Regions from separate parts of the Homo sapiens genome. Here all the other regions are linked to region 3. A link is a contact called in ENCODE Hi-C or POLR2A ChIA-PET data. All regions are on one chromosome and are shown on one strand. The core of a region is the stretch at or near the end of the contact, and the rest is flanking DNA. Distances in the headings are between cores, read along the strand shown. Region 1 holds the start of RPS27L (ribosomal protein S27 like). Region 2 holds the start of INTS14 (integrator complex subunit 14). Region 3 holds the start of TRIP4 (thyroid hormone receptor interactor 4).

Region 1 (4,890 bases), core at 684-3,183, 1.2 Mb after region 3:
CATTAAGAAGCATAATGTAGAATATTCCAGCCTGGGCAACATGGCGAAACCCCATCTCTACAAACATTACAAAAATTAGCCAGGCGTGGTGGCTTGTACCTGCAGTCCCAACTACTCAGGAGGCTGAGGGGGGACAATTGCTTGAGCCCAGGAGGTCGAGGCTGCAGTGAGCCAAGATTGTGCCACTGCACTCCAGCCTGGGCAACACAGTGAGACCTTATTTAAAAAAAAAAAAGAATATGTAGTGACATGGAGTGATGCTCATTTTATAGTAAGTGGGAGGAAAATTCAAGTCTACAAAAGATTATGCACAAGATGATCCCAATTAGGTTAAGTCAAAACCCAAAATAAACCTATATCCAAGAGAGTAAAAAATATTGGGAAGGATATAGGTCAAAAGTTAAAAATGTTTATTTACAGATGGTAAATTTTCTTCTATTTTTCTGCATTTCCCAAAATGTATATTATACATGTATCCTTTTTGCAAAGACAAATAAGGTGATTAAGAACATCAAGTCAGGGCGGGACGCGGTGGCTCACGCCTGTAATCCCAACACTTTGGGAGGCCAAGGCGGGCAGATCACTTGAGGTCAGGAGTTCGAGACCAGCTTGGCCAACATAGTGAACCCCCCCCCCACCATCCCCCGTCTCTACTAAAAACACAAAAAGTAGCCGGACATGGTGATGGACACCTGTAATCTCAGGTACTTGGGAGGATTGAGGCAGGAGAATCGCGTGAACCCAGGAGGCGGAGGTTGCAGTGAGCCAAGATCGCGCCACTGTACTCCAGCCTGGGTGACAGAGCAAGACTCTGCCAAAAAAAAAAAAAAAAAAAAAAAAAATCCAGTTAGACCAATTTTCTGGTAAAGTGTCTTTCTGGTTTCTTGCCTTTTGGTCGCCCATGACACCCATTTTTCAAGCATAGAGTTTCCTCCTCAAAAATAGAGCATGCTGTCACGCGCCGGTAGTCCCAACTACTTGGGAGGCTGAGGTGGAAGGACTTCTTGAGCCTAGGAATTGGAGACAAGCCTGGGCAATATAGCAGGACCCTGTCTCCAAGGAAAAAAAAAAAAAAAAAAAGAATAATGGCGTGTTCCTGTGGTCCCAGCTACTCGGGAGGCTGAGGCGGGAGAATCGCTTGAGCCCAGGAGGTCGAGGCTGCAGTGAGCTGTGATGGCACCATTGCATTCCAGCCTGGGCAAAAAAGCGAGACCTTGTCTCAAATAATAATAATGATAAAGACTCATGTTCGGTCATCGGTGACATTCGCCTTTCTCAGGCCCCCTAGTTGTCCACTCTGCAAAGGACGAGTAATCCTCGGAAGGGGTGGGGCCTCTTAGTGAATGAGGCACAGCAGCGAATCCGTGCTGTTTTAAAAACTTTTTTTCAGAACAAAGCAAACCTAAGGCACAGCCATACCCCGCAGAAAACTTCGAAATCTGCGCCTTGAAAAGGGAAGCCAAAAGGATACGAGCCTCTTTCATAATCTCTCTGGCACGTATTAATGGTTAATAATACTGTATTTTTTAATACACAAAAGAAGAGAATAGTGGCATTGCCCCGTGTGCCCACCCCCAGAGCTAACCGAGAGCGGCCGGGCCAGGGGGCCGGGGGCTGAGCGGCCCGCCGGGTTCCGGGGTGGCGCCGGCCCCGGTGGCCGCGGGCGCTCCCTCGCCATGGCCTAAGCCCGAGGCCGCTCCCCAGCCAGATTCTGGCCTCAGGCACTGCAGAGCCCGCGGCGCTCGCCAACAAGCCCGTTAGACCCACGGGACTTGGCACCCTGGAACGCTCACCATCCCCGGGTCTTCCCTGCGCCCTGGACCCGAGTACCCTGCTGCGGCGTCCCCCTACCACCGAGAGGAGGGCCTAGAGCAGACAAGCCCGCCCCGCCGCTCCTCCCAGCAGCTTCTATCCCGGAAGTTGATGCCGAGCGCAGATCGCTTGCAGCTTGCTAGCTGTGTGGGCTGGGAGGTCTGGTAGGGCTGAGCTTGCAAGAGGATCAACATGCCTGTGAGTTGTTTACATCGGGCTCCGGGTTTGTTTTGGGCTTCTTTACCGAGAGTCATATGGGACGGATGAGTCCGGCTGCCTCTCGGGCCTGTAGTGTCCGAGAGTGGCGAGGCGGCTCAGGTTGCGCAGCGTCTTCGCGCGTGGCGGGCATGTAGTGACTTGCCCGGTCACCGCGGCGCGGCTGGCCCTGCAGGGGCGTGGGCTGCAATTCAGAGGCGGTGGCTGGGAGGGGAACAGTTCTCTGTGTAGCTTATGAGCGGTCTTGGTCTTTGAGGATGCCCCTGAGGTTGTGATCTTTGGGTCTTTTGGCTTTCCCAGTGATTGGTGTTTCTCGCCCCCTCTGCCTTCTTTCGGAAGCGATTTCCTACTTGTTTTCCTTTTTTAAAAACTGTCCTCGTTGTTGCCTTATATATTAATTCCGTCAAGGACGGTCGCTCAGCAAGAATTCCTGTCAGATCAGCTGTTGAGCCACAGGAGCAAAAATCACCCAGGCGCTGACGTTGTCTGGTCTACTTCAGCAGTTTCTACTCTAAGCGAGTCCACAGTCGGGGTCACTTTCTTTGCTTAGCACCTCGACTTCGCGCAGTTTTCATCGAAGACAGTTCATTACGCAGTTGAGTAAAGAAGGACAAAGTTTGCCTTACCATATGTTTCCTGATCGTGCGAAAGCCCTTTTCTAGGGACTTGGAGAACACAAGTATTATGAAAAGTACTGATGAAAGTTATTAACAGGTTTCGAAAAATAACTTTACTATCTGACGTGTTGCTTCTGCCGAGGATGACCGTTATTCCTGTTTTTGCATGTATATTTCACGTATGGTTAAATGTGCCAGCGTTGTGGTTTAAAACTAATAGTAATAATATGCTTCTTTGTTCAGTTGGCTAGAGATTTACTACATCCGTCCTTGGAAGAGGAAAAGAAAAAACATAAAAAGAAACGCCTAGTACAAAGTCCAAATTCTTACTTTATGGATGTAAAATGTCCAGGTAAAATTTGAAATCTTAATTCCTTTACTAAAGAAAATTTCTGTAGGGATTGCTAGTGTGGTGTGTATAGTTAAGATACATTAGAACCCTCTGTTGAGTAGAAGTGGGATTACAGAATTGGAAATGTCAGGGACATTTTCATAATAAATGTACTGAAACCATTGTAGAAACATTTCGGGGTAAGTGAAAACAGGCATTCAAAGGAGATATGCCATTTGACTTAGCAAGTCTTTAAGCTCTTCAGACGATGAGTTTTCTGTTTCATGATACAAAGAAAAGTCTGTTGATTCTTCAGTCTAAAGCTGTGCTGCCCAATACAATGGCCATTAGCTGAATGTGGCTACTGAGCACTTGTGGATAATCAAAATGTGGATACTCAAAATAGAGATGTTCTTTAATTGTAAAATACTCACTGGATTTTGACGATGTAGCACAGAAAAAAAATACATTGATTACATGTTGAAATGATATTTTGGAAATATTAAGTTTAATGAAATATATTATTGATTTTACCTGTTTTTAAAAAATTTTGTGTCGCTGCTAGAAAAGTTTATGTTACACATGTGGCTTGCTGTTTCATAGCACTGAAGTTACTGATTTTTTTACATATTACCAGAAATGTCGAACAGGTGCTGTTTTCCTCTGCTTTTCATTTTTAACATTGCCTTTTTTTTTTTTTAGGTTGCTACAAGATCACCACGGTTTTCAGCCATGCTCAGACAGTGGTTCTTTGTGTAGGTTGTTCAACAGTGTTGTGCCAGCCTACAGGAGGAAAGGCCAGACTCACAGAAGGTATATCATTTGGCATTCTCCAACCCAGTGATGAGATTGATGATTATAAATGTCTCTATCTTCACTGAAAAGTTTAAAGAAATCTTAATGATTACCAAAATAACTTATCTTTCATTGTGTGCTTTCAGTAAAGAATGGCCTGTTCAAATGGATATATTTATACTCTTGACCTTGCAGTGAACTCCATTGACTTATTTTTCTTAGTTTAGAACACATTTATTCACTTAGTTTGCTTAACTTGGAATAAATTAAGTCAGAATAGAAGCAAAAGAATAACTACATGTTATAGGACATGCAGATTTATTTATTTATTTATTTATTATTTTTTTTTTTTATTAGGAGTCTCGCTCTGTCACCCAGGCTGGAGTGCAGTGGCGCCATCTCAGCTCACTGCAACTTCTGCCTCCCCGGTTCAAGTGATTCTCTTGCCTCTGCCTCCCAAGTAGCTGGGACCACAGGCGCGTGCCACCATGCCTGGCTAATTTTTTGTATTTTTAGTAGAGGTGGGGTTTCACTGTGTTAGCCAGGATGGTCTTGATCTCCTGACCTCATGGTCTGCCCGCCTCGGCCTCCCAAAGTGCTGGGATTACAGGCATGAGCCACCTCGCCGGCCAGGACATACAGATTTTTAAAACCATATAGAATTTTAAAATTTCTTTTACAAAATTTTGTTCCATATATATTTAGTACATATAATAGTTTTTTTTTTATCATTGCCAGCTAAGCAACAGATAGCTAATATATAAGTTAAAATGCCAGAGATTTTACTTTTATGAGCAACTGCAATGATTAATATAAAAACCTAATTTTAATTCCTCTTTCACTTTAGTGCAATAAGAAAAAAAAATTATATATATAGTTTCCATAGTAATACTTGTAAATTTGTGATTCCATAATGATGTTATAAATTTGCTTGTGATATTTTGGGGAGCTGTAAGTTCCATGCTCTCACTGGAAGAGTTCAAGTGGATTGGCAGCAAATCTGAGATCTATTTGGTGTGACCTGGTGAGATCTAAATATGGAGTCAGCACATGATTTTTTTAAGAGTAATATTGCTAAGTAATATTGCTAAGTATACTTGGGAGATTTTTGAAACAAAG
Region 2 (4,717 bases), core at 1,754-4,253, 1.2 Mb before region 3:
ATCTCCCTATCTTTGTCTATGTTTGAAAATTTCCATAATAAAATTTTTTTTCAGAAGACAGAAGGGTCATATTTATGATTGACTTCTGCTTTGGTGAAAATAGTGAAATAGGGAGGAGGTAATGATGAGAGGAAGGGGCTGGAGCTTGGAAGTATGATTTGGGAGTGAACAGTCTCCAGACTACAGGGGCAGAAAGGGAAATGCAGGGCAAAGGACATCATGGGAGTATGAGAAGAGCGGGAAGAATGCAAAAGAGAAGTAGGCCCACTGCTCTTCCCCCACCCCTCAGCCTTTTCTTCACTTACTCATTCCCTATCCCTTATCTCTGTAGATGAAAAATCATCTTGGGGCCAAATGTAGTGGCTCATGCCTGTAATCCTGGCACTTTGGGAGGCCAAGGAGGGAGGATCGCTTGAAATCAGGAGTTCAAGACCACTCTGGGCAACATAGTGAGACCCCCATCTCTACAAAAAATTTAAAAATTAGCCAGGCATGGTGGCACATGCCTGTAGTCCCAGCTACGTGGGAGGTTGAGGTTGGGGGGGATTGCTTAAATTCAGGAAGTCAAGGCTGCAAGAAGCCATGACCATGCCACTGCACTCCAGCCTGGGTGACAAAGACCCTGTCACCACACACACACACACACACACACAAAATCACCCTGGGAACTTAACAGCAAAGATTCTCAAGCACGAAGTCATGAAATTTCATTTCCATTTCACTTGGCAAGGTCTGGGAATCTGCATTTTCAACACGTGCTCTGGGAGATTGAGATATCTAGACTTCCCTTTGAGCTCCCCAGTACCTAGCCCCTGTGAGAGCCATGGTTTTTCTGTCATAAACCTTTCCTCTGTCAGACTGGGGATCAAACACTGCCTTTCAAAGCCTTTGGGACAGCAGTCCACTGTTTCAAGGCAGGAAAAAATAAAGGGAATGAGAGATTATGCAAAGGAAACTATTTATTGATTTCCTTTAATGTGTGTGTGGAAACACGCAAATGCTGAGGGTCGTTTGAGTGGGGAAAAGAAATTCATCAGCCAGTGATGGCTTGAAAGACACCCCCTTTAAAACCTTCTAACCTTTGTGCTGATGTTCTCTGATGTTATAGTCACTGAACAACCTTCTGATTTGTAATGGGATTCCACTAAGGAGGAAAAACAAACAAACAAACTAGTTGCCCTAAGTAACACAGTCCTCCTGGTAGCTGTGCCTTTTATCATCAATTTAATATATTGATTTTTTGCTTTCCAAGTCTCCCAAAGCCTGTTATTCAGAAGAACTAGGTCACAAGATTTGATCATCCATCAGTGAACTAACTTAAGCTTTAGGGTTGGGTAAGGTAATGAATCAGACCCTGCAACTGAGCCAGAATTACCACGAGGACAGTAACCCTATGGCTAAGTCGTTGTCACATTAGGGGTAACTAGACACTTGCTTACCCACACATTCTTGGCCACATCCCTCCCAATAGGGCAAGATTAGAAATCATGACTAAGTTATCAGGCTGCAGCCTTACTTACCTGGAGCCCAATGCCTGCTCAAGCATAACTAGGTCTTGACATGGTGAGATCAGCCAGGTTGGGGAAAGAAGTTTTGAAGCAAATAGGGCAGTCTGCAGGGCCCTGGCCCCAGTGCTGGCAGGGATATTCCCAGGGACAGGAAAAAACTACAAGCAACTGGCCCCACAATCTCCCACATAACAAGCTGTGAGAAGTCAGACAGATTTGTCTGTTCAGTTCAAAGCATCCTCCTTCCTCGTCCCATCTCCTAATCTCGCCCCATCCTATCAGCTAAAAGAAAAAGGCAAATGCCTGAGGCCTTCTAGAGGCCTTTCTGTACTCACTTTGTAACCTATGTGGTTCCACATTGTTCTTTGAACCGTAACTACCCAGGGGCCTGCTGGCATCCATCTAAGCCTATCTCTAGCTGGGATTCCCTGGCTCCCTACATGGTTAGAAAGAAAGTCACCTCTTGCCCTCTTAAGGACCTCACTGAGGCACAGACTACAATGGAGACACCAGGTGGCCAGAGTGGCAGGCAAGAGCCCATGTTGCCTTACAGGGAAATCTGAGCACGCATGCCTTGTCCAGGGTGAGAGGAACGAGGGCCCTCTGCTTCCCTCAAAGAGGGGATAGGGGAAATAAAGTGAGCATTTGGGCTGAGGAGACCAAGAGGCCAAGTCTTGAGGTAAATTGGGCTCAGGTCAGCTAAGAAGGATATACAAAGCATACCTCAGCCAGGAATTACAGTTTTGGGGTTTTTCCCCCCAAGATTCTCGTGCGTTAGCCTCCCAAGTAGCTGGGATTACAGGCACTCGTTACCATGCCCGGCTAATTTTTGTATTTTAGTAGAGAGCGGGGTTTCACCATGTTTCCCAGGCTGGTCTCAAACTCCTGACCTGAAGCGATCCGCCCACCTTGGCCTCCCAAAGTGCTGGGATTACAGGCCTGAACCACCACGCCCGGCCAGGATTTGTAGTTCAGGAATTGCAGTTTAAAAAGAACAGGAAGAGGATTCTGTCAACCGGTTCAGAGGATACGAGAGAGGGGGCTAAAGAGTGACGAGGAAAATAGCAGGAAGGGTTGGGCTCGTGCACCGACGGGGCCCAGGGGAGTGAGGGGACAAAAGTGTGAAGCGGACACAGAGTCACCGGGCCAGGTGAGGCCCATGGGTCAGTGGGGCAGAAGGGGAAGGAAAGAGCCCGAGAATGGGGAGAGATTCAGGGCAATGCAGAGAGACACGGCAGGAAACCCAGCCAAGGCTCGAGAGAAGTTGGGGATTTGTGGGAGGAGAGGGGTGGCCGCGGATTGGCCATCGCGAAGAGAGGCCGCGCCCCCTAGCGTCCCTCCGGGATGAGCCAGAACCCTGCCCGGGCGACCCTGAAGCTCTCCAAGGACCGCCCCGCCCAGCGCGGAGTGCAGGCGCCGGATTCCCTTCTGTCGCGCGGCCTTATAGTTCCGGCTGTGGCGCGCGGACGGAAAGTTTATGCCGACGGAAAGTTTATGCCGACGGACTGTGTCCGGCGATGGGCACGGGGTGAGTGGGGAGGCCGAGGGCCCGGGACTGCCTTTCGCTGCTTGTTGGGGTTACAGGTGAAGGGGTTATGGGTGAAGAACAACCCAGGGCCAGCGCTTGGCCTTCCCGCCACCGTGGCGGCCGCCCCGCGCTGTCTGTGAGGCGCCAGTTCCGGGGCGCTGCTCCCGGCCTCCCCTCGCTCTGAGGCTCGGGGTCCCCAGCTCCGCGTAAACTGCACGATTTCGCCCTCTGCTCAGCTCCCCTCTGCCCCCTCTTTCCAAGAGAGACTTCCAGATCCCACATTTTCTTGACTGATTTTTAAGGTAAAAATACATCTCCCAGATGTGATTTTCAGTCTGGACTTTTAGAGATGAAATTATATCTGAGAACTGGGGAGGGACTCCCGGAGGCTGACGGGAAAGCCAAAGAGCAGGTGAGGCACTAGAAATTCAGGTAGAATCCTGCTTTGAGAGCGAGACTGCTGAGAATCAGTTCTTTATGAATGAGCTAATTATCACCTTCAGGGAAGAATTACAAACGTCTAGCTGATGGACACTTGGTATTCAAGGCCAAATAGGTGGCTAGGGCCTATTTCTCAGACTGTTCCTGAGAAAGAAGAGCCCTAGTTGTTTGAACAGTACACGTGGGAAGGGGGTGGGGGTGGGAGACTTGGGGGCTCAGAATCCACCCAAGTGAGGAATACATAGTGTTGTGCTCACAAAATTGGTAGACTGTGGTGGGCAGGGATTCCCCCCCACCCAAGACGGAGTCTCGCTCTGTCGCCCAGGCTGAAGAGCAGTGGCGCGATCTCGGCTCACTGCAACCTCTGCCTCCTGGGTTCAAGCAATTCTCCTATTTCAGCCTCCCAAGTACTAGAACCACAGGCGCACGCCACCACATCTGGCTAATTTTTGTATTTTTAGTAGAGATGGGGTTTCACCATGTTGGTCAGACTGGTCTCGAACTCCTGACCTCGGGTGATCTGCCCGCCTCAGCCTCCCAAAGTGCTGGGATTAAAGGCGTGCCTGGCCTTTTTTTTTTTTAATCAGGCCTATACTGCTTGAGTGAACTATCCTTCAGGAACTTTCAGTTCCCTCCTTTACTCCAACCTGAGTACTAAATTGATCTCCCACGACTTTGTAACTGTTAATGAGGTGCATTTGGGAGTCGACACAAATGCATCACTTGGGAGAAAGAGCCAGCTCCAGAGGTGTCTTCAGAGAAGGCAAGACTGCCAGCTGTCATCACTGTCAACAGCAGATTTCACGGGCTGAAAGTGCTTTTTTGTATTTGATCTAAGTCTGTGTAAACTGTTTCCTCCCATTCTCCTAAGAGGTGAGGGCAGTACTCCTCATGATCCTCAACTTGTAAAAAGGCCTCCCTGCATGAATGGGACTACCACAGGAGCTGGGCAGACGTGAGGGAGTCCCCCATATGTCTGCTTGAATGAGGAGAAGAGGAAATGTGTTTCTGGTGTCCAGAGTTAACATTTATAATGTATTTTGCTAAATAATATATGGTATATCTGGTGATTTAGGGGTAGTTCATCAGTTGTTATCAAATTGTTGGGCACCTACTATGTGCCAGTTACTGTGATAAGTTTTGAGGAGACATCATGGGCAAAATGTGGCATGGTCCCTGCCCTTAGTGAGCGTATGTTATGGTCTAATATAGTGTAGTTGAACCAATATTGTGCAGGACC
Region 3 (4,873 bases), core at 1,391-3,890:
TTCCTTTTTTTTTTTGAGACGAGGTCTCACTCTGTCACCCAGGATGGAGTGCAGTGGTGCGGTATCAGCTCACTGCAACCTCTGCCCCGCGGTTCAAGGGATTCTCCTGCCTCAGCCTTCCGAGTAACTGAGATGACCTGCACGCTCCACCACACCCGACTAAGTTTTGTATTTTTAGTAGAGTGGGGGTTTCGCCATGTTGGCCAGGCTGGTCTGAAATTCCTGACCTCAAATGATCCATCTGCCTCGGCCTCCCAAAGTGCTTAGATTACACACATGAACCACTGCGCCTGGCCACCTCAATCTTTTTTTTTTAATACTGTATTTAATATAATACACATATTTAATATATTTAATATAATATTTGATATATTTAATATTTAATATATTTAATATAATATTTGATATATTTAATATTTAATATATTTGATATTTAATATATTACACATATTTACAATAAATATGTGAAAATTGGGCCAGGCGTGGTGGCTCATGCCTGTAATCCCAGCACTTTGGGAGGCTGAGGCGGTTGGATCATCTGAGGTCAGGAGTTCGAGACCACCCTGGTCAACATGGTGAAACCCCATCTCTAGTAAGAATACAAAAATTAGCCAGGCATGGTGGTGCGCGCCTGTAATCCCAGCTGCTCGGGCTGAGGAAAGAGAATCGCTTGAACGTGGGAGGCGGAGGTTGCAGCGAGCTGAGATCGCACCACTGCACTCCAGCCTGGGCAACAGAATCTGTCTCAAAAAAAAAAAAAAAAAAAAGTGAAAATTTTGAACTTATATTCGTAAAAAACACTTTTCTGTTTTATATATTGCAAAGTTTCATTATTTCATTTGATAGCATTCCACTGCTTTAAAAAATGTTTGAAAACTACTAAATACTTAATCTGACTGCGTTCAAGCAAGGGTAAAGCCAAACCATAAGATTTCGCTGTTTTGTTTTGTTGTCTATTCTAGTGTTAAAAAAAATCCTTTATCTTGTTGTTTACTTTTTTTATTTCTGTAGAGACAGGGTCTCACTATGTTGCCCAGGGTGGTCTCCAACTCCCAGTCTCAAGCAATCCTCCCACCTCTACCTCCCAAAGTGCTGGGAATAAGGGCTTGAGCCATCTCCTAGGGCCTCAAAAAAATCCATTAAAATAACCTACTTGAACTGTCTCCTTGCCAAAAGTCTATTTTCTCCGAAACTCAGAAACTCATCTTACTTCCTACAAAAGCCCTAGAACAGCAATTTAGGTTTCAACATCAGTGACCAAGGAATCAAATGAAGGAACACTTTCAGTTCTTCGATCAAGTCCCATTTTTGTAGTTTTCTCCCCTGCCTGAACACTTTGGACCGCCACCTCTGTCTATTCCTTAGTTCTCGGGTGAAAGTTATCCTTTCCAATAAACCTTCCGAGTTTTTCAAATCTTAATGAGAATCCTTTATTTTGTGCTCCAACAAGCCCCTTCATTTCCCCAACCTCAGCACTCATCAACGAAGGGGAACCCAACTGTCTTGTCTTTGTTACCCCAGCACCTGGCGTGTAACAGCAGCGCAACAAATGTTCTTCAATCAGTTGAAAGTAGATATTAAGTCATGTACACCATCTCCATTTCATAGGAGTCATAAAGCATGATAAGCTCTACTAATGATTAATCTTATAAATGAAGAAACCAGGGTACAGAGAGAAAAATTAAGTTGTCCTGGGTTCTAAAACAGGTAAACGACAACAGAATATAGAACCTGAGACTCCAGAGTCAGAAGCTATTTGTACTCTACCACGCTGCTTCCACTTAAATTCTAGGTCCTATTGACACAGCTGACCCTGTTGGCTCTACTGACACAACTCAGATTGGGCCGACTAAAATGTTCAGAGTATATCTGGGTGCGGTGGCTCATGCCTGTAATCCCAGCACTTTGGGAGGTCGAGGCGGGCGGATCACTTGAGATCAGGAGCTGGAGACTAGCCTGGCCAACATGGTGAAACACTGACTCTACTAAAAATTTTTAAAAATTAGCCGGGTGTGGTGGTGCGTGCCTGTAATCCCAGCTACTTGGGAGGCTCAGGCAGGTGAATCACCTGAACCCGGAAGGCGGAGGTTGCAGTGAGCCAAGATCGCGCCACCGCACGCCAGCCTGGGCGACAGAGACTCCGTCTCAATAATAACAACAATAATAATAAATAAATAAAAGAGTAAGGGGTTCAAAGTTAGGAAATACAGTTTGACCTGCCCCTTCTCTCTAGAAAGGAAACTGGCTCCTGGGACAGCCTTGCATTTCTAATTATTACAGATTGGGCGTCTTCCCAGGAAAAAAGCCCGACCGGCAGACTGTGGAGCCGGACACCCTATTCCAGAAACTAAACTACAAAGGTGGAGGCCAAAATTCGACGCCTACAGACTACAGACTGCAGCCCCTTTATCACATTTCTCTCTTAACTTTTCAGTCCTCCCCGCTTCCCGGTTCGCTCAGGCAGTGCACATCCCAGAGCTCCTTCCCCGCTTGGACCCGAACTGTTCTCACTGAATGATCTCCTCGCTGACATCCAGGCCGAAAGTCTTCCGCAACTGCTGGGTGCACCAGTGCACCAGCGGCTCCCCGGACACCGCCCCAGCCACCGCCATCTTCCCCAGCCGGAACCAGCTGAGCTGCAAAAGCCCCACGTCCTGCACCGGACTAGTTCCCTTCGCAACACCAACCTCTCTCACGCGGGTTCCGCCAGCTTGCACCGCCCCGCAAGGTCGCACCGCCTCCAGTGCAGATCCCGCCCATCTGTGCGCCTCCTGCTTCTTCCTGCTTTGTTGTCTACTTCCTTGTGCCCTCCGGAGTCGAGCTCTGTCAGTGCATGATTCTTGCCAATCGCTAAACGTAGGACTCGAGGAAGGCCATTGGCAATTCTGCTAAGAAGACAGTGCAAGTGCCTATAAAAACGACAGTTTAGGGGGAAAACAAACCAATACCCGGAAAGCTGAGAGGCCAGCTTTTTAATCGTCATGGTTTTATGTAAAATAAAACAGCACGTGGAAGGTATTGTAAGCGCTGTAAGTTTTTGCTCTGGTGGTGGTTTTAATTTTTTAATTAATTAATTAATTTATTTATTTATTTTGAGACGGAGTCTCGCACTGTCGCCCAGGCTTGAGTGCAGTGGCATGATCTCGGCTCACTGCAAGCTCCGCCTCCCGGGTTCATGCCATTCTCCTGCCTCAGCCTCCCAAGTAGCTGGGACTACAGGCACCCGCCACCACGCCCGGCTAATTTTTTTTGTATTTTTAGTAGCGACGCGGTTTCACGTGTTAACCGGGATGGAGTGTTTATTTTTAATACCCCCTGTAGTCGACTACTAGATTCACACCGCTAAAACTTCTATTTTATTTTTTGAGCCATGTATTTTCCAGGAGAGCCAAGACAACTCAGCAAGCTCGAGGGTAAAAAACAGTAAAACAGGAGTTGGAATTTGGCTTTGAGGACTTTCCACATGAGTTCTCAACCAAAAATGACAGTATTTAAGGGCTGTCTGCAATTCCCTACCCCGCTAAGACAATGGGCTGGGGAAAATTTAGCCAAACTTTTCTGGAGATCATAATGTCTTCCCATTCATTTCTGGCTTTTTGTTGCATTTGCAGGTTAAAAGTTCTTCATTTCTACTAGCCTGTTTAGACTAAGTGGTCACATTAAATTGGCAGCTGTTTTACCTTTTTGCTAGTGTTTTCATTGGCATAAATATTATAATTAAAATCATGAGTGTATTGGCCGGGCGCAGTGTCTCATGCCTGTAATCCCAGCGCTTTGGGAGGCCGAGGCGGGAGGATCACCCGAGCGCACACGGAGACACACACACAAACACACACACACACACACACACACACACTGGGCGTGGTGGCTCATGCCTGTAATGCCAGCACTTTGGGAATCAGAGGCAAGAGGATCACTTGAGCCCAGGAGTTCCGGACCAGTCTGGGCAGCATAAGGAGAATCCTCATCTCTACAAAAATGAAAAAAATTAGCCTGGCATGGTGGCACATGCCTGTAGTCTCAGCTACTTGAAAGGCTGAGGTGGGAGGATCACTTGGGCCTGGAAGGTCAAGCTTGAAGTGAGCCCTGATTGCACTACTGCACTCCAGCCTGGGCGACAGAGCAAGGCCTTTTTACAAAAACAAAACAAAACCTCATAAGTGTATTGATTTACATTCCATTTAGATTGTCGTAGATATCATTAATTTGGAAAGCAGATGATTTTCCAGGGTTTTTTTTTTTAAGAAAAAGTCAAAATACTCTGTGAATGTTTATTAATTGTGGGTACAAGTTTTGTTTCTTTGTAAAACTCCACTACATTTAATAATAATTGTAAGGTATCAAAGTCATTTACCTGTTTATTTATTCAGTCCCTGTGTTAGGGTTCTCCAGAGACAGAACCAATAGGATAGATAACAGATAGATATAGATACAGATCTATGAGGAGATTTATTAGGGAATTGGCTCAGGAAATTATGGAGACTGAAAAGACCCATGACAGGCCATCTGCAAGCAGGAGACCCTGGAATGCTGGTAGCTGGCTCAGTCCAAGTTGTGAAATCTTCAAGTCTCAAGGTGGAGGGCCTGGAGTTCTGATGTCTGGGAGCAGAAGTCTGAGAAGAGTGTCTCAGCTCCAGAAGGAAGAAATATTTTTTCTCACCTTTTTTGTTCTGGGTCCTTGGTTAATTGGATGGTGCCCGCTCACATTGAGAGCAGATCTGCCCCACTCAGTCCACTGACTCACATGCCAGTCTCCTTTGGAAATACCCTCAAAGGCACCCAGAAGCAATGCTTTACAAGTTATCTAGGTATTTCTTTTTCTTTTTCTTTTTTTTTTCTTTTTCTTTTTTTGAGATGGAGTTTCCTCTTGTTG

What was found. A loop is a pair of places that touch in the nucleus more often than their neighbours do. ChIA-PET counts read pairs that join two places held with the same protein, here RNA polymerase II (POLR2A). Pooled maps may share reads with other maps.
Region 1: a loop to region 3 is called in a pooled map, with 5 times the contacts of the local background. The contact joins the promoter of RPS27L here to the promoter of TRIP4 in region 3. A Hi-C loop is called at or near these places in 1 of 50 pooled maps. POLR2A ChIA-PET finds 5 or more read pairs at or near these places in 2 of 52 experiments (CD4-positive, alpha-beta T cell and HEK293).
Region 2: a pooled map shows a loop between it and region 3 (16-fold over the local background). The contact joins the promoter of INTS14 here to the promoter of TRIP4 in region 3. A Hi-C loop is called at or near these places in 6 of 50 pooled maps. POLR2A ChIA-PET finds 5 or more read pairs at or near these places in 2 of 52 experiments (CD4-positive, alpha-beta T cell and activated B cell).

What each region holds. Positions count from the first base shown.
Region 1 is chr15:63,154,520-63,159,409 of GRCh38, reverse strand. It overlaps RPS27L (ribosomal protein S27 like), which reads left to right and starts at 1,933. Exons shown (of 4, transcript NM_015920.4): 1 at 1,933-2,010; 2 at 2,889-2,997; 3 at 3,679-3,789. The coding sequence starts at 2,005. RefSeq lists a silencer at 1,560-1,659 and enhancers at 1,841-2,414, 1,810-2,469, 2,620-2,709, 1,994-3,193.
Region 2 is chr15:65,609,417-65,614,133 of GRCh38, reverse strand. It overlaps INTS14 (integrator complex subunit 14), which reads left to right and starts at 3,003. Exons shown (of 12, transcript NM_001394796.1): 1 at 3,003-3,036. It also overlaps a transcript of SLC24A1 not described here. RefSeq lists an enhancer at 2,926-3,085.
Region 3 is chr15:64,385,603-64,390,475 of GRCh38, reverse strand. It overlaps TRIP4 (thyroid hormone receptor interactor 4), which reads right to left and starts at 2,640. Exons shown (of 13, transcript NM_016213.5): 1 at 2,512-2,640. The coding sequence starts at 2,612. It also overlaps a transcript of PCLAF not described here. RefSeq lists enhancers at 1,924-2,424, 2,354-2,843, 2,425-2,925.